Linked DNA regions of Homo sapiens: regions 1 and 2 are each linked to region 3. Evidence: read pairs that join two places in POLR2A ChIA-PET (ENCODE). Cell type or tissue: OCI-LY7. All regions are shown on one strand. Region 1 overlaps LOC107984551 (a long non-coding RNA gene). Region 2 overlaps NBEA (neurobeachin). Region 3 overlaps LOC105370156 (a long non-coding RNA gene).

What was found. Peaks named below come from ENCODE experiments on the same cell type or tissue, not always from the same donor. Only the 100,000 strongest peaks of a DNase experiment are listed, where the experiment ranks them.
Region 1: POLR2A ChIA-PET joins it to region 3 with 7 read pairs; 2 of 35 experiments call an interaction of 5 or more read pairs at or near these places.
Region 2: POLR2A ChIA-PET joins it to region 3 with 5 read pairs; 2 of 35 experiments call an interaction of 5 or more read pairs at or near these places.

What each region holds. Positions count from the first base shown.
Region 1 is chr13:33,682,027-33,684,526 of GRCh38, forward strand. All of the region lies in intron 1 of LOC107984551 (a long non-coding RNA gene), which reads left to right. Among named protein-coding and RNA genes, the nearest start is that of RFC3, 130 kb to the right of the region's middle. In OCI-LY7, no CTCF peak of the experiment used is centred here; no DNase peak of the experiment used is centred here.
Region 2 is chr13:35,025,830-35,028,329 of GRCh38, forward strand. The region is part of intron 1 of NBEA (neurobeachin); the gene reads left to right. Among named protein-coding and RNA genes, the nearest start is that of NBEA, 85 kb to the left of the region's middle. In OCI-LY7, no CTCF peak of the experiment used is centred here; no DNase peak of the experiment used is centred here.
Region 3 is chr13:33,991,710-33,994,209 of GRCh38, forward strand. It overlaps LOC105370156 (a long non-coding RNA gene), which reads right to left. Exons shown (of 4, transcript XR_007063753.1): 3 at 475-679. Among named protein-coding and RNA genes, the nearest start is that of RFC3, 170 kb to the left of the region's middle. In OCI-LY7, no CTCF peak of the experiment used is centred here; a DNase peak (open chromatin) is centred at 1,232; H3K4me3 peaks cover 1,724 bases; H3K27ac peaks cover 1,509 bases.

The DNA.
Region 1 (2,500 bases), 310 kb before region 3:
CCCGCCACTGCACTGTGGGGGCCCCTCTCTGGGCTGGCGGAGGCCGCAGCCGGCTCCCTCTGCTTGCCGGGAGGTGTGGAGGGAGAGGCACGGGCGGGAACTGGGGCTGCGCCAGCGATCGCAGTCCAGTGTGAGTTCCGGGTGGGCACGGGCTCCGCGCCCGGAACTCAGAGCGCCCGCTGGTGCCGCACCAGGCAGTGAAGGGCTTAGCACCTGGGCCAGCAGCTGCGGAGGGTACACCAGGTCCCCCAGCACTGCCAGCTCGCCACATTGCACTCGAATTCTGGCAGGGCCTCAGCCGCCTCCCCCCAGGCAGGGATGGGGACGTGCAGCCCGCCATGCCCGAGCCCCCCCTTCCCACATCTTCCCCCGTGGGCTCCGGCAAGGCCCGAGCCTCCCCAATGGACACGCCCCCTGCTCCGGGGAGCCCAGTTCCCATTGACCACCTACGGGCTGAGGAGTGCGGGCATGCGGTGCCAGACGAGGCCCCGGTGTGGGATCCACTAGGCAAGCCAGCTGGGCTCCTGAGTCAGGTAAGGACTTGGAGAACTTTTGTGTCTAGCTAAAGGATTGTAAAGGCACTAATCAGCACTCTGTGTCTAGCTCAAGGTTTGTAAAGGCACCAATCAGTGCTATGTGTCTAGGTACTCTAGTGGAGACTTGGAGAACTTTTGTGTCTAGCTAAAGGATTGTAAATGCACCAATCAGCACTCTGTGTCTAGCTCAAGGTTTGTAAACACACCAATCAGCACCCTGTCAAAATGGACCAATCAACTCTCTGTAAAATGGGCCAATCAGCTCTCTGTAAAGTGGATCAATCAGCACTCTGTAAAATGGACCAATCAGCAGGATGTGGGTGGGGTCAGATAAGGGAATAAACGGAGGCTGCCCCAGCCAGCACTGGTGGGCCACTTGAGTACCCTTCCGCGTTGTGGAAGGTTTGTTCTTTTGCTTCCTGGTAAATCTTGCTGTTGCTCCGTCGTTGGGTCCATGCTGCCTTTATGAGCTGTAACACTCACCGCGAAGGTCTGCAGTTTTACTCCTGAAGTCAGCGAAACCACGGACCCACCAGAAGAAAGAAACTCTGGACACATCTGAACATCTGAAGGAATAAAACTCCGGACCTGCCGCCTTTAAGTACTGTAACACTCACAGGGAGGGGCCACGGCTTCGCTCTTGAAGTCAGCGAGACCAAGAGCCCACCAATTCTGGACACAAAATGAGCTGTCAAGCTATGAAAAGATGTGGAGGAAACTTCAATGCATATTGCTGAGTGAAAGAAGCAAGTCTGAAAAGGCTACAATAAATATGATTCCATCTATATGACATTCTAGAAAAGGCAAAACTGTAGCTACAGTAAAAAATATTAATGGTTGCCAGGGGTTCAGTGGGAGAGAGGGAGGGGTGAATAGGTGACGCACAGAGATTTTTAGGGAGGTGGAACTATTCTGTGTGACACTGTGATAGTGGATGCATGTCATTATGCCTGTGTCAAAACCCAGAGAGTGCACAGCTCAAAGAACAACCTTATTGCAAACTATGGACTTTTGTTAGTAATAATGTTTTGGCACTGGTTCATCAGTTGTGACAAACGTAGCGCAGCAGTGCAAGATGTTAATGGAAAACCTGGGGTGGGGAGGGGAGAAGGTGAGGGAGGTGGGTATATGGAACTGCGCTTTCTGCTCCACGGTTTTGGAAACTTAAAACTACTCTAAAAATAAATTATCTTAATGTTTTTAAACAATGGATTCAAGAGAAAATGTTGGAATACTGTTCTTCGTGAATTTACTGTTTTCTTGGAAGATTTCATATAGATTGCTTTTGTTTTTAAAAAAATCAAATCAGTACTGGGCATGGTGGCCGACGCCTGTAATCCTAGCACTTTGGGAAGCCAAGGAGGGCAGATTGTTTGAGCTCAGGAGTTCGAGACCAGCCTGGGCAACATGGTGAATCCCTGTCTCTACTGAAAATACAAAAAATCAGCCAGGCTTGGTGGTGCACACCTATACTCCTAGCTACTTGGGGGGCTGAGGCAGGAGGATTGCTTGAGCCAATGAGGTGGAGGCTACAGTGAGCCAAGATCACACAGCTGCACTCCAGCCTGGGTGACAGAGTGAGACCTTGTCTTTAAAAAAAAATCAGCTGGGCGCGGTGGCTCATGCCTGTAATCCCAGCACTTTGGGAGGCTGAGGCGGGCGGATCGTGAGGTCAGGAGATGGAGACCATCCTGGCTAACACGGTGAAACCCTGTCTCTACTAAAAAATATAAAAATTACCGGGCATGGTGACAGGCACCTGTAGTCCCAGCTACTTGGGAGAATAAGGCAGGAGAATGGCGTGAACCTGGGAGGTGGAGCTTGCAGTGAGCCGAGATCATGCTGCTGCACTCCAGCCTGGGCGACAGAGCAAGACTCTGTCTCAAAAAAAAAAAAAAAAAAAAAAAAAATCATACTTTATTAAAGAAACTTGCTATTTAGAAAAAATTTATGGTGAATCTCTT
Region 2 (2,500 bases), 1.0 Mb after region 3:
ATTCTAATGATCAGTGAGAGGTTCTTTTCTGTTTTAATCTGTTTTACATACTACTGACATGCTGAGTTGTTTGGAAAAAATTTTAATTAGCTCCTTATTCCTATTCTAAGTGAACAAATTCTTTTGCATTTTGATTTTTTTTTTCTTGAAGTCTGATATAATTTGGCTCTGTGTCCCAACCCAAGTCTCACCTTGAATTGTAATAATCTCCACATGTCAAGGACAGGACCAGGTGGAGATAATTGAATCATGGGGACAGTTTCCTCCATGCTGTTCTCATGATAGTGAGTGAGTCTTATGAGATCTGATGGTTTCATAAGCATCTGGCATTTCCCCTGCTTGCCCTCATTCTGTCTCCTGCTGCCCTGTGAAGAGATGCCTTCTGCCATAAGTGTAAGTTTCCTGAGGCCTCCCCAGCCATGTGGAACTGTGAGTCAATTAAACCTCTTTTCTTTATAAATTGCCCAGTCTCAGGTATTTCTTCATAGCAGTGTGAGAACAGACTAATATAGAGCCTCCTTGTAATCTCACTGTATTTCTCTGCTTTCTGTTTGCTGACTGTTCCCTGCTTTGTTTAGCTAGTGTGTTCACTGCTCTTTATGTTTTATATCTCAGTTTTTTCTCTAGTATGGGGCACTTTCTGTTTTCAAATGCATGGCAATATCTTTCATAGTTATCCATACCCATTGCAAATCTCATCTTTTCATGAAGATGTATTTTATTGGACTGCTATTGTACTATCCTCTTTTGTTTCTGAACTGTTGGTTAATACATTTTAGCAAATGATTGTTCCATAATTGTTTTATATATTCTTTCAATTGGCCAGCTAGATTGTTAGCTTCTAAAGCAGCACTACCAATAGAAATATAAAATGAGCCAGACATAGTTTTAAATTTTCTAGTAGCCACATTTAAAAATCAAAAGAAACACATAAAATTAACATTAATAATATATTATATTAAACTCAGTATATCTGCTACTTTGGTGGTTAGCTGATATTTTGACAGTTACCTACCTAAAATGCCAAGATAGAGAAGTATTCTATTACTACAAATATAGTCACACCCATCCTCTTACCCTCATAACCCTAACTCTTGGTAACTACTACTCTCTTTTCTGTCTTTATTATGTTGTCATTTAGAGAATGTTCCATAAATAGAATCGTATTTTATGTGATCTTTGGAGACTGCTTTTCTTCACTCAACATAATGTCTGTGATATTTATCCAGGTTGTTGTGTGTATTGACAGTTGGTTCCTTTTTATTGCTGAGTAGTATTCCATGGTATGGACTTTCCACAGTTCATTTAGCCATGTACTTTTTGGGAGGGCATCTAGTTGTTTCTACTTTATGGCTATTACAAATAAAGCTGCTATTAACAATTATGTACAGGTTTTGTTGTAGCTATGTTTCCGTTTCCCTAGGATAAATTCCCAGTAGTGAAATTACTTGATAATATGCTAACTGTATGTTTAGTTTTGTAATATACTGCCAAACTATTTTCAGAGTGATTGTACCATTTTATATCCTTACAAGCAATTTATGACAGATCCACTTTTTTTTTTTTGCATCCACACCAGCACTTGCTGTTACTACTGTTTTCTGTTTTAACTGTTCTGATATATATGCAGGGATAACTCTTTGTGCCATCCATAGATCCTCTTTGATCAAATGCGTGTTCATGTTTTCTGCCCATTTTCTGATTCAATGGCCAGCTTCTTTACTGTTGATTTCTGTTACATTCTAGATGAGTCCTTTATCAGATATGTGGTTTACAAATACTTTCTTCCAGTCTGTAGCTTATATTTTCAACTTTTTAACATGATCTTTCTCAGAGCAAAAGTTTTTATTTTTATGAAGTCCAATTTATTAATGTTATCTTGAATGGATCCTGCTTTTGGGGTCATGTCTAAAAACTTTTAGCCAGGCTCTAGGTCCTGAATATTTTCTGCTATGTTATCTTCTAAAAGTTTTATATTTTACATTTAAACTATGATTAATTATGAGTTAATTTTTATAAAAGATATGAAATATCTTATAGGTGGAGGTTCATGTTTTTTGGCCTGTTGATAACCAGTTGCTCTGACATTGTTTGCTAAAAAGGTTGTTCATCCTCCATTTAATTGCTTTTGTATCTTTTTTGAGAATAACTTGTTGATAATCATTTAGGGCTGTTTCTGGGTTCTCGCTTATGCTTCATGATCTATGTGTCTATCAACTCACCAGTGCTACAGGGTCTTGAATTATTATAGCAAGTCTTAAAATTAGAGAGTGATTCCTCCCACTTTATTTTTGTTTGTTCAAGAAAAAATTTAAGGTATTGTAATTCCTTTGCCTTTCATATAAAGTTCAGAATTATCTTGTTTACATCTACTAAAAATATTTCCGGGATTTATAGAAAATGCATTAAACTTATATGTTAATTTGAGGAGAGTTGATATCTTTATTATGTTGAATATTCCATGAACATAGTATGTTTCTATATTTATTTAGGTCTTTGA
Region 3 (2,500 bases):
TGTAAGAGTGCCAATTGCTGAAACAGACATTCCAGGAGAAGTAAGCTTGCTAGGTTGTGAGTGGTGATAATGAGTTTAGATTTGGCTGTACCTAGTAAGATGGGTAGAAACACAACTGATCGCTAAACGTGAAGGCTTTTCACCTCTCATTTATGAAAGCAAAAAGTAGATGGTGATGAATTTGAAGTGAATCATCAATAACTTCAGTGATTTGGGGGGTAGTCCCATGACCATTATAGTGGATATGATACCTACTAAGTTAAAACCTTATGCAACTGCTAATATTGGGCCATTTTTGTTTTACAAGAAGTGACAGTTTCACAGGGTTGATCAAATAGTTTGCTGGCTTTGGGAAGAAACTTATGAGATATCTTCCTTAGATTTCACAAAGGAAATAAGGATTATTGTTAAGTGTTGAAAATAATGTTTTAAGAGAAATAAAATGTGATAAAATGTATCATCAAAAACATCTACCTTATATTAGTTGACTTACAGGTCTCACTCCCCACTCTCTTGGGACAAGTTAGTGGTACCCGAGCTTGGACCCAGGAGGCGGCGGGGATTTATCAGGACTTGACATCCAAGAACTCTGCTGGGGGGAGCTGGATCCTATCACCCTTATTTCTCCTGAAACTCCATACCAATGTTCCATAGCAGTCACCATGCTGTGCAACAAGTCCTGGGAATTTAAAGAAAAAGAAGAACCTGATCTAATAACTCCTGAAAATATCATTTACCTTCATGTAATTTAAGCTGAAGAATTCTTCTTTGTTAGCTAAAAGGAGGGGCAAAACATTTTGGGGCTTTTCAAATAGAAAGAAAAAATACATGAAGGAATATTATTTTTCCTGGTGACTGATGCCAGGAACATTTTGTTTTGATAAGCTCAATTCTGCCATCATTATATTAAGACAAAATAGAGCTTTTGACTAAATTATACATTTCTCCTCTAAGCTGCTCCTGCTCTCTGAAACTGAGATACTTTCAGATCAAAATTCTGTCTTTCAGATTGATACCAACATTAGTATAAACTAAAGAAAAATGAAAATATATTCGTGCAGCTGTTTCTGCATATCACCTTTAATCTTCCATGCACGTTAAAATATGTGCTTCTCAAAGAGGAAGAAAGAGAAACAGAGAGAGAGAGAGAGAGAGAGAGAGAGATCTATTTTTGCTTTATGTGAATATAAAAGTAATTTGTTGCCATGGTGATATATTTTTTCCATCCTGTATTTTCCAAACACAGGCTTTGCTTCAGGTTTTGGGTACACAGTCTCTCTTGCTGTCCTCCATTTACAATGTCATGCTCCACTGACCACTGCAGGTCAGGCACAAGCTAGTCTACAAGATCAAACGTCACATTTGACAGAAATTTTTATTTTTTGGTGCTTGTAACAGTATGAGCCTCTTGACAGAGTCAGGGAGAGGGCATTTCAGATTCCTGAGGCCCTTCATTTGGCAACTGCTAAAGTTTAGTGTTCCAATTTCCCTGTCTTTCTTTGCAAAAGAACCACTGCTTATGTTAACCCTATGCAATCCAACCTGGTCAATATTTACCTAGCGTTGCATTCAGCAGCTAGCCAGTCTACAGAGATTGTCTATAGACATACCCAACAGTCTATAGACTGTTTTGTCTACTGAAAAGTTGCTACTAAATTTTAGTAGCTAGCAAAATTTTAGTTGCTTTGTAAACAAACAAACAAAAATCAGAGGTTTACTTGTTTTCTACTTAAGGAAAGTATAGCAGAAGAAATAAATAACCAGAGCTTGGAGGGTCAATTCATAGGCCCCACGAAATTAAATAAATCAACAGTTAAGGGAAATTGCCTTAAAGACAGATTAAGGAAGATGGGAAAAAAGAGGTGTGATCAGAGAACTATGTTAGTTCAGGATCTGGAGATGTACTGTCTATATGGTGATGGTGGGAGGTAGGGAAGGCAGGGCAACAGGAATGGAGAAGAGAAGCAAGAAAGGTGGACAGGTAGCAGCAAACACAGGCCATTGTGCAATAGGTGAGCGATTTTAATTCTAATATTAGTTAAAACAACAAACCAACATTACTGGTCAAAGCCAAGGGTCACTTACAAGTTCATCTGTATAGTCTGTTCTTGGATAGGACAATAGGCATGAATTCACAAGAAAAGATTATTCATAAATAAGTTAAATATTTTGTGGACATTTACCTGTGACAGGTGCTATGTTAGCCTTGATAAAGGTACATATAGAATCAACTGAATCAACTGAAAGAGGAGATAATATGTCAACGTGAAAACGTGGCTAATTACACAAAAGCCACATGAATTATACAGAGATTAGGCTTATTGCAGTTTCAAGGCAAAGAATCAGAGACCACAATTGCAGCTAGATTTTGAACAGGCTGAATTTAGAGAGATGCAAAGAAGAGGGAAAAGGAAGCCCTCTTCTCCTCTGAGTGCCCACCAGTGGATCGTACACAAAAGAAAGTAGTTGAATGGAATAGAGAGTTGGACTGGACACCATG